2 separate regions of the Homo sapiens genome follow, and region 1 is linked to region 2. Evidence: read pairs that join two places in POLR2A ChIA-PET (ENCODE). Cell type or tissue: PC-9. All regions are shown on one strand. Each heading gives the region's core, and the rest is flanking DNA. Links, peaks and the distances in the headings are about the cores only.

Region 1 (8,311 bases), core at 1,492-6,491, 700 kb before region 2:
ATCTCAGGGTGGGGGGTAGGAGAAGCTTTCATTCACTGTTCTTTGCAGGTGTTTCCTCTGAGGCTCAACTCCAATCTCCTCAATTGTTCCTTATGCAAATGTTATGCTAATGATCACATCAGCGCTCCCCCGAGCCCAGCGCCAGGAAGGTGACGCGGGGCTGACTCCCCAGCTTTCACTTTGGCCAAGTCCCTCGCCTTCCTCCCCAAAAGAGGAGCAAATGCTGGTCCTCTGACAACACCAGTCCTCAGGGCAGAGAGAGAGAGACCTCGATGGAGAGAGAAACAATGAAAGGCCCCAGTCTTGGTAGGAGACGTGCAGCCTCGTCATCACCATAATCATCAACATCAAAAAGGCCTTTGGAAACTTCAGATTCTTCCCCGCCTTGTGCGGATTACTCTACAATTATAGAGGCCCAGCCCCCAACCCTGAGGAGCTGGAGCTGGGGCTGGAGGTGGGGAGGAGCTGGAGAGGGAGAAGGAGAGCTAGAATTTCTTTTTTTCTTTTCTTTTTTTTTTTTTTTTCTGAGACGGAGTCTCTCTCTGTCACCCAGGCTGGAGTGCAGTGGTGCGATCTTGGCTCACTGCAACCTGTGCCTCCCGGGTTCAAGTGATTCTCCTGCCTCAGCCTCCTGAGTAGCTGGGACTATAGGTGCCTGCCACCACGCCTAGCTAATTTTTGTATTTTTAGTAGAGATGGGGTTTCGCCATGTTGGCCAGGCTGGTCTCGAACCCCTGACCTCAGGTGATCCACCTGCCTCGGCCTTCCAAAGTGCTGGGATGACAGGCATGAGCCACCACACCTGGCCAAGAGCTAGAGTTTCTAACTGGCAAGTAATTTTCCTTAAGGACAGGGACCATGCCCAGCATCGCCCCTCCCCAGCGCTCAAGCTCCAGGAGGACAGAGGTCCCCCAATAAAGTGTAGAGATCAAAACTGAGGAAGTGATCCCAGCAGTTCTTGTCCCACCATGCTTTCACTTTCTTACCAGCTATGTGACTTCATCTCTTTGTCTTGTTTCCCCAACTGTAAGATGGGTATAATAATTCCCACTTTTTACGGTTTACTATGAGAATTAAATAAGTAAAATCTTGTAGGCCTCCAGGAAATTCAATCATAACTGGGGAATAGAGTGACAGCAAAGGAAAAGCAATTCCCATTCCTGTTCTGTGGCCCACATTAGCTGGGCGGTCAGATATAACCTGTCCCACTTTGCACCTGGCAACTTGATGTGGGATCAGTTTTCTGAACCAAGGCAAATAATAAAATCAAATGGTGTGTGCCCTCCCAGCTAGGTGGGTTTGAGATTGGGGTCTCCGCTGAACATTTAACCTGCCCTCTGGGTTAATGTTGGACAAGATTTATAGCTGGACTTTAGTCTTCTGACGCTATCCTCTAAATGGTATAAAAATAGAGATGGAGTTGGGGGAGGTGCCCAAAGGCGACACTGTAGGCACAAGTACAGCAGCAGGGCAGGGGTGCTGATGAGGCCAATGTGGAACCAGACTCTTCCCTATGGGGAACCTCCTGCTGACACTGCCAGGTTTCTGTGTGTGTGTGTTTGTGTGTGTGTGTGTGTGTGTGTGTGTTGTGTTTTTTTTTTTTTTTTCCTGAAATGCCCAGGCCTGTAGGCAGCTTTCTCCTGATCCCTCCAGTCTCTATAGAGAGGAGCTCCAGCACTGGGAGCCTACTCCAGGGTAGACCCAGCCCTCCAGGCATAGTAGGTGCTCAGTAAATACAAATTGGATGGACTAGAGAGATAGCCCCGAGGACACTGCCAAATAAATAACAAATTGTGCAAGCAGCAGGCCGCTGTAATTAGACCAAGGAGGACAGTCAGTTATTAATATCAGACACGTGGCAGGGTTAACAGCCACTGAGGGTGGGTACAATGAAGAGAGTCACTTTCTGCACCCTCAGGGACTTCCCTTGTGATGGCCTTCTAAAGAGGGCTGAACAGCACCAAGTGCCCTCGCTGCCTCTGGATCCTGCTGCCCTCCGCGTGCCTTGGTGCCCCACAACTAGGGCCCTGGTCCCTCCCATGTCCCCCTCCCTCCTACAACCCCTCAGCCCCTTATCTGCCCAGCCATTATGATGCCTATCAGTATGAAGCCCAGATGAGAGTTCTTTATACTCGAGCCTTATCTCCCCTGTGAGATTCTAAACTACCCAAGGGCAGGATTTATCCTGTGCCCATTACTGTATCCCCAGTTGTGGGAGCAGGGCCCCTGTCCTGTAAGGTCTGCTTAATAAATGCTTGTTAAAATGGAGAATTCCAGTGGGGAGGACAGGGAGCATGAGGGAGAGACTGGGAAAAAGAAAAGGAGGTTAGCTCGAAGAAGGGAGAGAGAGAGGAGGGAAGGGGGAAGGAGGGAAGAGAAGGAACAAAGGAAGTAAAGAAGGGAGGGAGGAAAGGGGTAAGGGAGAAAGAGAAGAAGGCTATATTATGTGTATTCATGGGATCGGGAACAGAAGCCTTGCTGTCCTCGGTGCTTAGAGTCTATTTGGAAAGATAAGGTGGCAGGTAAAGAGTCCTGCCCCTGCCCTGCTGCCCTGCATCTGCTGGGGCTGGCTGGCGTGTCCCTGGCCCGTACCTGCTCTCTGCCCTTCAGCCCCGGCTCCCCTTGGCAACTCGCCTCTGAGGAGGTACTCCTGGGAGCCTTCCAAGGGGTGGGGGCCGGGCAGGAACCCAAGCCAAGCCAGGGAGCATGGCCAGGAAGGAGTCAGCAAAGCAGATGCCGCCCCTCTCCTGCTGTCTTGATTAGAGAAATTGAGATGTTAATAATATTCTGAGATGCAAGGTGCTAATTAAAGTTAATTACTGTTTCCTTGTGAAGTAACCTCTCCTCGTGTTTACCAGGAACAAGGCTGCCAGCCGCTCCCCTGGCTCGTGCCAATCACGATGCCCGCTGCTTGGTGTACCCCTGCACTCTCACAGGTGCCCTCAGCTGCCCCAGACCAGCCTGGCCCAGTCCAGGCAGGCACAAGGATCTGAAGTTCCCAAGCTCTGCCTCTTGGCATGGCACCAGACCAGTCCTGCCAGGAAGCATGGGGACACATGGGCATAAGTGACCCCTGGGGCCTGGGGACAGGACTAGTGGCCTCAGCAGCTGGCACCCCTGTCCTGTGCCTCCTCCCCTCCTACAGAGTCTTGACCTGTCTCTTTCCAGCTCCTTGACCTGAAACAAGTTACTTAAACTCTTAGAACCTCAGTTTTCTCATCTGTAAACGGGGCTAATAGTTCCTACCTTGTACTATTGCTGAAAATCAAATGAGACACTGCCTGTAAAATGTTTACCACAACCACATAGCTGGAATTTAATAAACTCTCAATTAAAGATAACTGTGATTATTGTTGTCTTTGTTAATAATCATCCCCCCCAAATCCCTCTCCTGTGTGGTCTGACTGCAGGACTGGGGCTGGGTCACCTGGGTATATACATGTCCTCCGTGGATACGGGGACACCACCCAGCTACGCTGCACACATAATCCCACACCAAACCACCCATTTGCGAAGCACATCCCCTACCCACCTTGTGGAGGGCCTCCCGCTTGCTGGCACCCTGACACATCCTCTTCCCACGGCCCCCTCCCTCGTGTCAGCCTCACCCAGAGAAGTAGAGAGAAGAGGGGCAGCCGAGGAGTAGAGAGAACCCAGAAGTAGAGTTCTGCAAAACCGTGTGTGTGTGTGTGTGTGTGTGTGTGTGTGTGTGTGTGTGTGTGTGTGTGTCTCCACTCTTGTGTTCCAAGCTTCACAGGGCTTTGGGGGAGAGGCCACCCCCTTGGGCCAGGTTACCATGACAACCACTGCAGGTGCACACCTCCAATCTCCTCTGTTCCCTCACCCCCACCCCCACACACATAGCCACTCTGCCCAATTCCGGGGAGACACTGCTTCTCAGGGGAATCTCCCCACCCCCCAGCCTCCAGGCTATCTCGCCTGTCCCTTGTCTGCCTTCTCAGGAAGCCCCTGGGCTGAGGAGAGGGCCAAGGAACAAGGTGAGGCCCTGTGAAAAGATTACCCCTCAAATCCAGCTTCCTCTAGGGGCTTAGTGCTAATGAGTTAATATTGCCATCACCTTTGATTTGGGAAGACGGAGGCTTCCGAAGGAGCCTCCCTGGGTAGAGCATGGGTAATCAAAGGGTCAGGAGCCCCTGTGGCTTTGCCTCCTTCCCAGCCAGAGGAGGATCCCTGGCTCTTTCTATAAGGGCGGCCTGGCCAGCCCAGCCTGGGGCATTTCCTGTTTATGGGCTTAGAAGGACAAGGGGAGGAGATCTGGGGATGAGAGTGAGTTGTAGGGACATTGGTGGTACCAGCAGGCCCTGGGAAATCCTTATGACTCAGCTGCTCTTGGTGGGTCCCTGCACTCTACTCACTGTGGCCCCGGACCTGAATTTCAGGTTTCCCCTTGCCCTTGCCAAGGACACACTCTGTCCTTGACTCCCTATTCCAGGTTTGCCCTCCTCCTACCCAAAGCCCCTGCCTCTGGTGCCTCTGGGCACCTGAATCCCTTCCCCTAAAGTCCATGCCTCCTGGTTCTAGCTCCATCTGCTTCCATCCCAGGTCTCTCCTCTTCCCCATTGTCCCTCCCAACCCATCCCACCCACTCTCTTCACCATCTAACCCTCTTTCCCCCTTTTCACCACAGTTCTCACCTACAGCCCTACTCATCTGGAGCCTGCCCTCCTTCTCCCTCCCTTATCTTGCTCTGGCTACAGAATCTCTAAGCAGAATTCCTTCCATTCACTCATTCATGCAACAAATATTTTCGGTGGTGGTAAATAAGTTAAACAACGTTCTGGCCTCCTGCAAACTTTTATTCTAGTGGGAAGAGGCAGAAATTGAAGGCTCAAAAAGATTAAATAATCATAGATTGGAATACGGTCAAGGAAAGGGACAAGGGGGGCCTGTGACCAAGATTGAAAGGGACACCTTCTATTCCCTTACTTAGATATGTTGTCAGGAAAGGGTCATAGGCAGCAGCCCTACAGGAACTACCCTAAGACAGAGGTTTGACAGAGACAGTCCCCCAGCTCATCTGCAAGCAGGGGGCATGGAAGCCACTAGACTCGGATGCTGTCCCCCTCATTCCCACCTGTTCTGCTGGACACCTTCCTCCTTAGTCAACCGTGACAGAGACATAAATTCGGGAGACCTCGACCTCCTCCCTACCACCCCAACCTCTGCCTCTGCTCCCAACCCACCAGCTTTTTCCAGCTACTGGGGTCTCCTGATAAGGCAGAGGGAATGAGGGTTAAGGGTACCAGTCCTTGGGAGTCATGCCTTTTTTTGTCCCTACGGAGGGGGGGACATTGAACACAGGGGCAAAAAAAAGACATGACTGTGTAAACATACAGCCTAAAAGCCGTAGGAACCACTACAGCTATAAGAAATGAAATATACATGTGCTGGGAAGGTTTTGGAGGGATCTTGGCCAGGAAAGGGTTCACGAGAGCAGCTTTCCTGAGTGTAGCATTTTGAGGGTTGGGGGGTAAGGAGGGCATTGGGCATATGGAACAGCTCCAAGCCACATGGAGTCAAGCGCATATGCACAAACACAGCTCAGGGACTTTGCCCTTCCCAGCGCTGCAGCCCCATGAAATATTTAGGTTTCTGGACGCTGCTCATCCCTTATTGTCCCCCTCAGCAAGTACGCTTCCCCTACATCATTTATGGCTGTCCCCTTTCCTCCCCTCTGAGGCCTGCAGAGAAGGGAAAAACAGACCCTAAACTGAAGAAGTGTGTCCCTCCAGACCTTGTGGGCAGAGGGCAGGATCCCAGCCTCATCCCCTACACGGGGACACCATAGTGAGTAGCCCTGGGAGCCAGGCAAGGGGGATGGGTCCAGGAACTGAGAGGCAATTTGGGCCCCCAAGAATGGAGAAGCAGTGGCAGGAGGAGGGGATTGGAAGATGCAGCTGTCCTGGCTCCAGAAGGACCCCGGAGAAAGGACAAGAGTCTGGAGTGATGATAAAAGCTGCCATTTATTGAGCCCTTACAATATACCATGCTAAGCAACTTACGTGCATTCTCACCTTAAATCCACACTGCATTTTTGGAATGTATTATCCTCATCTCATAGTTAGAAAAAGTGATGCACAGAGAGGTTAAGTAACTTGTCTGAGACAGTCAGCCCGTCCAGCTCCAGACCAAACTCACACACACACACACACCCTGACCTGTGTGGGTATGTGGAGGGGAGTCGTGCCAGGCCAGCGTCCACCCTACTCTCTCTTTCTCCCCAAAGACAGGGCTCCTTTCAGTATAATCCCCTCCCCCTGCTCCTCCTCCACTCACCAGTGGATTGGCCTAGATTAGCAATCCTATATCCTTTATCTGTTCCATACACAAATATTGGTGGCCAGAGGTCAGGAGACTCCCAGGAAGGGGAGAAAGGAAGGTGAGGAGCTAGACAGGGTGACCAGGAGAGAGTGAGAGTGAGAGCTAGAGCTAGAGACAGAGATACATGGAGACAGACGAGAAGGGGCAGAGTAAAAAGCAAGTGGGCGTGAAGGGGTGCTAGTGGCAGCTGGGAGGCTGTTAGAGAGACCCATCAGCCTGTATAGTCACAGCCCACCCCATCCACTGGGTGGCGATAGGATGGATGGCAGGTGGTAGAAGGAACTCCCACCCCCACCTTCACCCAGCTTTGTCTCCACCCACCCTCCCCCTTCACACCCCTGCTTCTCCTTCCCCTCCCCGACTGTCTTCTCCGGAACAATTCTGATTAGACTAAGTGACTAAGAGGTGGTTTCGGCCCGAACAGCCAATTAGGCCAGGAAGAAGAGAAAGTAGCTTCCCCAAGTCTTCCACCCCTACCCACCCACCCCCATCTGCCTTTTTCACCTAGACCAAGTATTCCTATCCCAAGACTACAGACTGTCAAGAAAGTTCCCTTGATTCTGCCCACTCCTTACTGCCCACTGTGCCCCGTTACCTGTGTCCAGACAGCCCCTAATCTACTGCTTAGTCCCCACCCTGAGCTCCTCCGTCCTCAGGGCCCGAATCCACTCACGTCTTCCTGGCAGGGTTGTAAGGAAAGGGTAGGGCTCTCCTTGGGAGGTTATCTTTCTAAGTCTCTTTATTTCTCTTTCTCCCTTCTCCCTCTCCCTCTCTCTCTCCTCTTCCTCTGGCACTTATTTCTAACATCCGTGGACCAGGCCTACTGGTTGCCATGGAGACGCACGGTGCAGCTGGATGGTGAGTGTGTGTGAGAGGAGCTGTGTGCGCTCTGCAGCAGGGGCGGGCGGCTGTGTGTGAAATGTATCCATGTTACAGGAAGCATTCTTTGAGGGGGAATCAGACAGGGATCCAGGCCGCCTCCTTGAAGTGAGACCCAGGCCAAGGGGGAAACTCTAAAAGGCCTAAGCCCCTAAACCCCTTGGTCATCTTCATCTGGGAAACATCCACCCCTTGGCCCCTGCAGGTCAGATACTAAATTCTGTTTCATCCAGGATCTGTAATGGCAGATTCTGGAGGGGCCCTAACCTGCCCCGCCTGCCCAAGAGGACTAGGAACCCCAGAACCCACTGGGAAAATAGCGGGCTGAGACCTGTCCTGAAACTGGGAGGGGGGTTGGGGGCAGCTATAGAACAGGTGGAAGATTAAGCTGGACAGATGGGCTGACTGATGAAGCCCACATCTCCCCAATATTACTCCAGGGGATGGGGTTGGAGGGGAAGGGGTTTGGCCCAGCAGGATGGAAACTCCCCTCCATTTTTTTCTTTTTTCTTGAGACCGAGATTCAATCTTGTTGCCCAGACAGGAGTGCAATGGTGTGATCTCGGCTCACCGCAACTTCCGCCTCCCAGGTTCAAGCGATTCTCCTGCCTCAGCCTCCCGAGTAGCTGGGATTACTGGCATGCGCCACCATGCTCGGCTAATTTTTTTGTTTGTTTGTTTGTTTGTTTTGAGACGGAGTCTCGCTCTGTCACCCAGGCTGGAGTGCAGTGGCGCAATCTCGGCTTACTGCAAGCTCCGCCTTCCGGGTTCACGCCATTCTCCTGCCTCAGCCTCCCGAGTAGCTGGGACCACAGGCGCCCGCCACCAAGCCTGGCTAATTTTTTTGTATTTTTAATAGAGACGGGGTTTCACCATGTTAGCCAGGATGGTCTTGATCTCCTGACCTCGTGATCCGCCCGCATCGGCCTCCCAAAGTGCTGGGATTACAGGCGTGAGCCACCGCACCCGGCTGTATTTTTTTTTTTAGTAGAGACGAGGTTTTTCCATGTTGATCAGGCTGGTCTCGAACTGCCCGCCTCAGCCTCCGAAAGTGCTGAGATTACAGGCGTGAGCCACCACACCCGGCCAA
Region 2 (8,311 bases), core at 2,196-7,195:
GACCACCCTGACCAACATGGTGAAACCCCATCTCTACTAAAAAAATACAAAATTAGCCGGGTGTGGTGGCACACACCTGTAATCCCAGCTACTTGGGAGGCTGAGGCAGGAGAATTGCTTGAACCCAGGAGGCGGGGGTTGCAGTGAGCCGAGATCACGCCATTGCACTCCAGCCTGGGCAACAAGAGCGAAACTCCATCTCAAAAAAAAAAAAAGAAAAAATTCAGATTCCTGGGCTCCACACCAGGCCACTAAATCACAATCTCTAAGAGTAGGACCCAATAATCTGCACTTTAAACTCAGCCCACACCCCTCCGCTTAGGTAATTATTTTACATACTCAGTTTGATTTGAGAGCCACTTCTTGTATTAGAGATTTATAATTTCTGCCAAGACTACTGTTTATGTAATACCATTTGATCCCCACAGTAACCTTATATGGAATACAGGTATAGGATATATCATCATTCCACTCTTACAGATGATGTAGCTGAGGCCTGGAAAAGTGAAGGGATTTACTCATTCATGTGCCTTCTGCCCTCCTCACACCAGCAGGCTCTGCCTCTAAGTTAGATTATAAAATAATCCCACTCACTTTACAAATATGATGTCATATACCCAGGCATAGTTAGCTTGAAGGCATACTTCTATTTCCTTTACAGTGTTTGTTTTTGGCATAATATTACCTAGTAGTTCAGCAGGTTTAAAGTCAGAAAGACCTGGAATTGAGTCCCAGTTCCGCCATTTACGAGCTGTGTGACCTTGTGACCTTGAATAGGGTACTCACCTCTCTGTACTTCAGTTATTTCATTTGTCAAATAAGGATGAATAATAATGCCTACATCACTGAGTTGTTACAGAGACTAAGTACTGCATGCAAATACCATGTACAGAGTTTTTTGAGCACTTGGTAAATACTAAAAAAAATTGGCAACTATTTTACCTATAACATTTAGGACACATTGAAGATGTAGTAAGTGTTACTTACTAATTGAAACCCAGATAAGTATCACAAGAGAGGTTACACATGGAAGGCTTAAATAAATGCTATAAGTCATTCAGGCAAAGACATGTAAGAAAACCCAGTATCAAACCCAGTATCAATGAGCACATCTAGTATCCTGATTTTGGTATCTAAATACCATTTCTCACAAAGCCAAGCTAGGCCTCCTTGGAGAAATATTGATTTAAGGTCTGAAGAAGGGAAAGTACAAAGTGAGTCTGAAACATTTTGTGGCCAAGTGCTGTGTCTGACACCTGTAGTCCCAGCACTTTGGGAGGCTGAGGCAGGTGGATCACTTGATTCCAGAAGTTCGAGACCAGCCTCAGCAACATGGTGAAACCCCATCTCTATAAAAAATACAAATATCAGCCCCATGTGGTGGTGTGTGCCTATAGTCCTAGCTACTTGGGAGGTTGAGGTAGGAGGATCTCTTGAGCACGGGAGGCTGATGTTGCAGTAAGCCAAGACCACACCACTGCACTCCAGCCTGGGTGACAGAGGGAGACCCCATCTCAAACAAACAAACATCTTATTGTGCCACTGTGATATTGTGAAACAAATATATATTCAGTCATGCATTACTTAGCAAGGGGGATACATTTTGAGAAATGCATCACTAGGTGATTTTGTCATTGTGCAAACCTCATGGAATGTACTTACACAAACCTAAATGGTGTAGCCTACTGCACACTTAGGCTATATAGTATACAGATAGACTTTTACTCCTAGGCTACAAACCTGTACAGCATGTACTGTACTGAATACTGTAGGAAATTGTAACATCAGATATTTGCGTATCTAAATATATCTAAACATAGAAAAGGTACAGTAAAAATGTAAAAGACTTTTAAAAGTGGTTTGCCTGTATAGGGCAGTTCCATTACAATCTTATAAGACCATCTTTGTATATGTGGCCCATTGCTGACTAAAAGTCACTGTGTGGCACATGACTATATACATTTATGTGTATATTTTTGTTTTCATGTACAGTTCCTGACTCGTGGCTTCTAAAACCCTTGTAATTTTCTAAGTGATGAGAGCAATTGGTATACCTTTTGTTAAAATATTTCGCCCTTTGTCTTGGGCTTCTGAAACAGGTGCAAGGTGAAAGTTGTGTCTTTGGTTGTACATAACAAGCCTCTTTCGACTACAGTGAACTTATTTTAATGATGTGATTTTTGGAAAGTCCCTAGATATCCACGGCATGGGGGCTGGTTGCCAGGGGAATCAACCATGTAATTATAGGGTCCAGTTATCCAGCCTCCTCCACCTTTGGGAACGGGAGAGGGGCTGAAGGTTGGTCACCAGTGGCCAGTGGTTTGATCAATCATGCCTATGTAATGAAGCCTCCATAAAAACCCAAGTAAGACTGGGTTCCTGCAGCTTCCAGGTTGGTTAACAAGAATGCATTCAAGTGCGGGCAGGGTTGTGCACCCCAGCTCCACAGGGAGGGAAGCTGCTACACTTGGGATCCTTCCAAACCTCACCTTATGTCTCTTTTCTTCTGGCTATTCATTTATATCCTTTAAAAATACTTTGTAATAAAGAGGTAAATGGAAGTAACTTGTTTTTTTGAGTTCTGTGAGGTACTCTTGCAAATTAATTGGACCCAAGAAGGGGGTTGTGGGAACACCAATTTATAGCTGATTGCTCAGAAGTACAGGTCCCAACCTGGCGTTTGTGACTGGCATCTGAAGTAGGGGGCAGTCTTGTGGGACTGAACCCTTAACCTGTGGGATCTGGCCATCTCTTCAGGCAGAGTGTGTCAGAATTTTTTATTTTTTATTTATTTTTATTATTTATTTATTTATTTATTTTTTGAGATGGAGTCTTGCTCTGTCGCCAGGCTGGAGTGCAGTGGCACAATCCCGGCTCACTGCAACCTCTGCCTCCCGGGTTCAAGCGATTCTCCTGCCTCAGCCTCCCGAGTAGCTGGGATTACAGGCGTGCACCACTATGCCCAGCTAATTTTTGTACTTTTAATAGAGACGGGGTTTCACCATGTTGGCCAGGATGGTCTTGATCTCTTGACCTTGTGATCTGCCTGCCTCGGCCTCCCAAAGTGCTGGGATTACAGGCGTGAGCCACCGCGCCCGGCCAAGAGTGTGTCAGAATTGAATTGAGTTCAAGGATACCCAGAATATCCAGGTGTCTGCTGGAGAATTGCTTGGCGTATAGGAAAAAGCCACCTCCACACATCTGGTGTCAGAAGCGAAGTGTTTGACTGTGTAAGAGAGTAAGACACTCTCTCCTTTGTTTTTTCCCATCTTTAGACACATAAAGCAAAGAAATACTTAAAGACTGATGGGAACACATCAGAAAAGATAGATGAGCTAACTCAAAGTGGATCCCATTTCCCAAATTTGGGACAAATGATGTTGATTATAATGCATTAAGTTGAAAAAAAAAACTATGAGTTCACAGTGGAGATTAAAAAGATGGTGGCTCACGCCTGTAATCCCAGCACTTTGGGAGGCTAAGGAGGGCAGATCACGAGGCCAGGAGATCGAGACCATCCTAACATGGTGAAACCCCGTCTCTACTAAGAATACAAAAAATTAGCTGGGCATGGTGGCGGGTGCCTGTAGTCCCAGCTACTCGGGAGGCTGAGGCAGGAAAATGGCATGAACTGGGAGGTAGAGCTTGCAGTAAGCCAAGATCACGCCACTGCACTCCAGCCTGGGTGACAGAGTGAGACTCTGCCTCAAAAAAAAAAAAAAAAAAAAAAAAGATGGGATGGAGCAGGGAAAGCATTTTTTTTTTTTTTTTACAAAATGCCCATGTCTGTATATAGAAGGAATTATAGAGTCAGAAAAGCCAGAAAATTGCTATTTTGTAACACCATTATAATAAGGGATTCAGGTAACAATCATAGTTGGGTGTTAAAGCCATTGGTTAAAGGTTGTTGGGAAACAAGATATTCACGTGGTCTTAAATATTACTTAATTTCACTTATTTTAATATTATACAAAGAGAAAAGTGTATCTTTCTGATAGGGAGATCTGGTAAATACCATCTAACCAAATAACCAAATTTAGCATCACCTATCATCGGACAGACTGACATGACGTGTCTTCTGATGTGATGCAACAGGAAGTATGCAACCTCACCCATGCAGTAGTGTTGCCAAAATTGTCTAATCTGAGTCAAATAATGGAAACAATCAGACAAATCCAGAAAGACATCCTTCAAAACATCTGACTGGTACTCTTCAAAACTTTTACTGTTGTAAAATGGGAAGAATGTTCTAGGATCTAAATCTAGATTAACATTCTAGAATTAATGTTGTAGCATTTGGATTAAAGGAAACTAGTGACTGGCAACTAAATGCAGTGTATAGTCCTTGATTGGGTCCTGGCTTTTAAAAACAAGTATAGCACAATTTAAATGTCTACCCACTATCAAATAGATAAAATATAGATGAACCCTGAAAACATTATACTAAGGGAAAGAAGCCAGACACGGACACATATTCTGTGAGTCCATTTCTATGAGATTTCCATAATAGGCAAATCCACAGAGACAGATTAGTGTTTGTCAGGAGCTGCAGGGAGGTGAAGAATAGGGAATGACTGCTAATGGGTGCAGGATTTTTTTCTAGGTGGATGAAAATGTTCTAGAATTAGATAGTAGTGATAGTTGTGTAACCTGTGACTGTTCTAAAAACCTGAGTTGTACCCTTGAAAAGGGTGAATTTTATATGTGAATTATATCTCAATTTTATAAAAATATCTGAAATTTTAAAATCAGAGACAAAGTTTAAAAGGCTATAACGGGGCCGGGCGCGGTGGCTCACGCCTGTAATCCCAGCACTTTGGGAGTCCGAGATGCATGGATCACAAGGTCAAGAGATCCAGACCATCCTGGCCAACATGGTGAAATCCTGTCTCTACTAAAAATACAAACATTAGCCGGGCGTGGTGGCGTGCACCTGTAGTCCCAGCTACTCGGGAGGCTGAGGCAGGATAATCGCTTGAATCCGGGAGGCAGAGGTTGCAGTGAGCTGAAGTCGCACAACTGCACTCCAGCCTGGCGACAGAGTGAGACTCTGTCTCAAAAAAAAACAAAAACAAAAAAACCCTATAATGGACATTGGGACAATTGGGGAAATTTGAATGAGCTGTCTATTAGGTAATTTTTTTTCAATGTTAAATGTCTTGTATGTTCTACCTTTTAGGAAATATTTAGGGATCATTGTGCTTCACTTTCAAATGTATCAGAAAAAATTATTGGGAGAAAGCAAATGTGGTAATATTGTAATACAGTTGAACCTTGAATAACAGGTGTTTGAACTGCTATGGTCCAGTTATGCTTGGAATTTACTTCCACTTCTGACATCCCTGAGACAGCAAGACAACCCCTCTTTTCCCCTCCTCCCCTCCCTCCTCCCCTCCTCCCCTTCCTGCTTCCCCCCTTCCCTCCCTGCTTCGCCCTCTCCCCTCCTTGCTTCCCCCTCCCCTCCTTCCCTCCCTGCTTCCCCCTTCCATCCTCCTCCCCTCCCTGCTTTCCCCTTCCCTCCTCCCCTCCCTTCTCCCCCTCCTTCCTCCCTCCCTCCTCCTTCTCCTCTTCTTCCCTCCTCTTCTTCCTTTTCTGCCTACTAAATGTGAAGACCTTTATGATGACCTTTGTGATGATCCTTTTCCACTTAATGAATAGTAAATATATTTTCTCTTCCTTATGATTTTCTTAACATTTTCTATTTTCTAGCTTACTTTATTGTAAAAATACCACATATAATACATTTAACCTACAAAATATGTGTTAATCAACTGTTTATGTGATTGGTAAGACTTCCAGCCCACAGTAGGCTCTTAGTAGTTAAGTTCTGGGGGAGACAAAAGTTATACTCCATTTTCGGCTGTGTGGGGGTCTTAACCCCCATGTTGCTCAAAGTTGAACTGCAGTTGGTGATTTAGGTAAAATGCATATAGGAGTTCATTGTATTATTCTTTTAGTTTTTTTGTAGCTTAAGCTTTTCAAAATAAAAAGATGGGGGTTGGTGAGACCACTTACTGAGTGTCTATGGCAAACCAGATAGGAGGTTGTAGATTCCTGTGGATTGTGACAGGGATATTAGGAATATTAAGGCATATCTCTACCTCCTTTTTGAGTGAATCCTCAATGGAGAGTGAATTGTATGCTTCCGTTCAAAATTTTCTCTTGGTTCTACCAGCATCAGAGACAGAAAGTTAGGCTGTTTGTCTTTTGGAAAAGTCATTCTGTGCTTGCACTTCCTAGGTATAGTGGGTGTCCTTAATCACGTTGTCTGATTTAATAGCATTGGGGGTCTTAAAAATCTTCCAAATAACTAGTGTTAACTTTATTAATGAAATTGAAAGGGTGATGAGATGCAAGTTGGTCGGGGGTGGGGGTGGTGAAGGTCTAAGAACAACAAAGAAGAAGAGGTGGGCCATGGGCCCCTTTAGTGGGGAAAGCAAATGGTCAAGGCTAAGAACCCAAAGCTTGGCTGTTGAGTTTGGGTAATAAACGGGAAGTGAGGCAAGCCAGTGCCCCAACCCCATCTGCAGGCTCTAAGTAGTAAAATGAATCCATGGGAGCGTCTCTGTTCAGGCCCCAGGTGCTCCTGGCTAGTGGTTAGGAAGCGGGTAAATTGGTGTCTCCTATTGTCCCACCTATTCACAGTTACCCCTCTTAACCACGGAATCATTGTCATCTGTTCAGCCATTTTTCTGTTATTTGATATTTGTTCTTTTTGCCTCAAGGAGGCTAGGAGAGTGCCCTATAGAGCTGAACTAAATAGCATGTACATTTGGACAGAGACTCAGGGTCTCACTTGGGAGCGGGGGCTGGGGGTATGGAAGTGGCTGAGCAGCAGCAGCAGCGACATAAGGAAGTTTTTGTGAGGCTGACTAGGGAGGGTGGGGAAGACTGGATTTCTGGTTCACCCCGACCACTGGTGCTTTCTGTTTTTAAAACAGACGTGCTTCATCCTTCCCAGAGCAGGGGCCAAAGATGGGAACTCGAAATGCAAAGTCCCAGCCGGGGAAATTAAGCTGCAAGAGCTCAACGCCTGAAAAATATTGACTGTTTCTTTTTTTAAGCTAATATTCCAAATTTCTTATGAAAGTCAACTTAGACATCCAGGACACAGGAAACAAGGCAAGAGGCCGCAGCCAGCTGCCTCAGAGGACCCGGGACACTTTCTTAATAACATCCAGATGGTTCCACAGGAATTGCTAACATCTTGAAAAAAAAAAAATCAGCTGTGGGAGAAATCGAGATTCAAGTGGTTTAGGAAGGACAGCCTGGAGGAGACTCCCAAGGGACTGAGAGTGGGTCTGAAATAGAAACCTCTCTGGTGGGATGACTGCTTCCTACAGCAAGGCTGGAGAGGACTGGGTGTAAAAATCCAGGGCTTCTCTTGGAGACTTAGGGTTGGCAAGGAGCCTTGACAGAACTGGCCTCCTAGTCATGTTAATCCATTCACTAGCCTGGGGTTGCAATAACTTTTTACATTATTTTTTCTGTTACATTTACTTCACAATCTACTGTATCTGTTAGGTTCTGCAGGCACAGGGCTCAGGGCCAACAGGTTTTTGAGGGCCTATAGCAATATTTAGCCCTGAAAAAATGTTACATAGATAGTATATATAAAATCCTATATATGATATGCATCTATATAGACAGCAAAATATATTTATTTATTTTTTATTGATTTATTTTTTTGAGACAGAGTCTCGCTCTGTCGTCCAGGCTAGAGTGCAGTGGCACGATGTCAGTTCACTACAACCTCTGCCTCCCAGGTTCAAGCGATTCTCCTGCCTCAGCCTCCTGAGTAGCTGGGATTACAGGCACCTGCCATCACGCCCAGCTAATTTTTTTGTATTTTAGTAGAGATGGGATTTCGCCATGTTGGCCAGGCTGGTCTTGAACTCCTGACCTCAAGTGATTCAACTGCCTCGGCCTCCCAAAGTGCTGGGATTATAGGCGTGAGCCACTGGGCCCAGACTTAGACAGCAAAATATAAATATATTTTCCAACAAATGAAAGAACCCCACCCCCCAAATTTAGTGGATTAAATGCCTATAATAGCTAACCGATTGTATCAACTCCATCAGTTCTTAAGTTTAGTATTCGTTAAAAGCTTTATTTCATTTGGAAACAATCTGTATGTTAGATTTTCTCATTTCTGAGGAATTGTTTCAACATCACCTCCTTGGAGCCCAATAATTTTAAAAGCAAAATTTTTGAATCCTTCCATAGTTATGCTGCATGCTGTGGAATGAAGAGGCTGCGGCTCACCAAGGCTCACAAAGACCTTACCACGATCCCGGGTGTTCAGAAGAGG

What was found. Peaks named below come from ENCODE experiments on the same cell type or tissue, not always from the same donor. Only the 100,000 strongest peaks of a DNase experiment are listed, where the experiment ranks them.
Region 1: POLR2A ChIA-PET joins it to region 2 with 5 read pairs; 2 of 35 experiments call an interaction of 5 or more read pairs at or near these places.

Annotation. Positions count from the first base shown.
Region 1 is chr5:141,839,052-141,847,362 of GRCh38, forward strand. No RefSeq gene overlaps it. Among named protein-coding and RNA genes, the nearest start is that of PCDH1, 35 kb to the right of the region's middle. RefSeq lists enhancers at 1-425, 7,725-8,311 and a silencer at 7,053-7,347. In PC-9, for the core only: no CTCF peak of the experiment used is centred there; DNase peaks (open chromatin) are centred at 4,320 and 4,700; H3K27ac peaks cover 1,713 bases.
Region 2 is chr5:142,534,040-142,542,350 of GRCh38, forward strand. No RefSeq gene overlaps it. Among named protein-coding and RNA genes, the nearest start is that of FGF1, 150 kb to the right of the region's middle. In PC-9, for the core only: no CTCF peak of the experiment used is centred there; no DNase peak of the experiment used is centred there.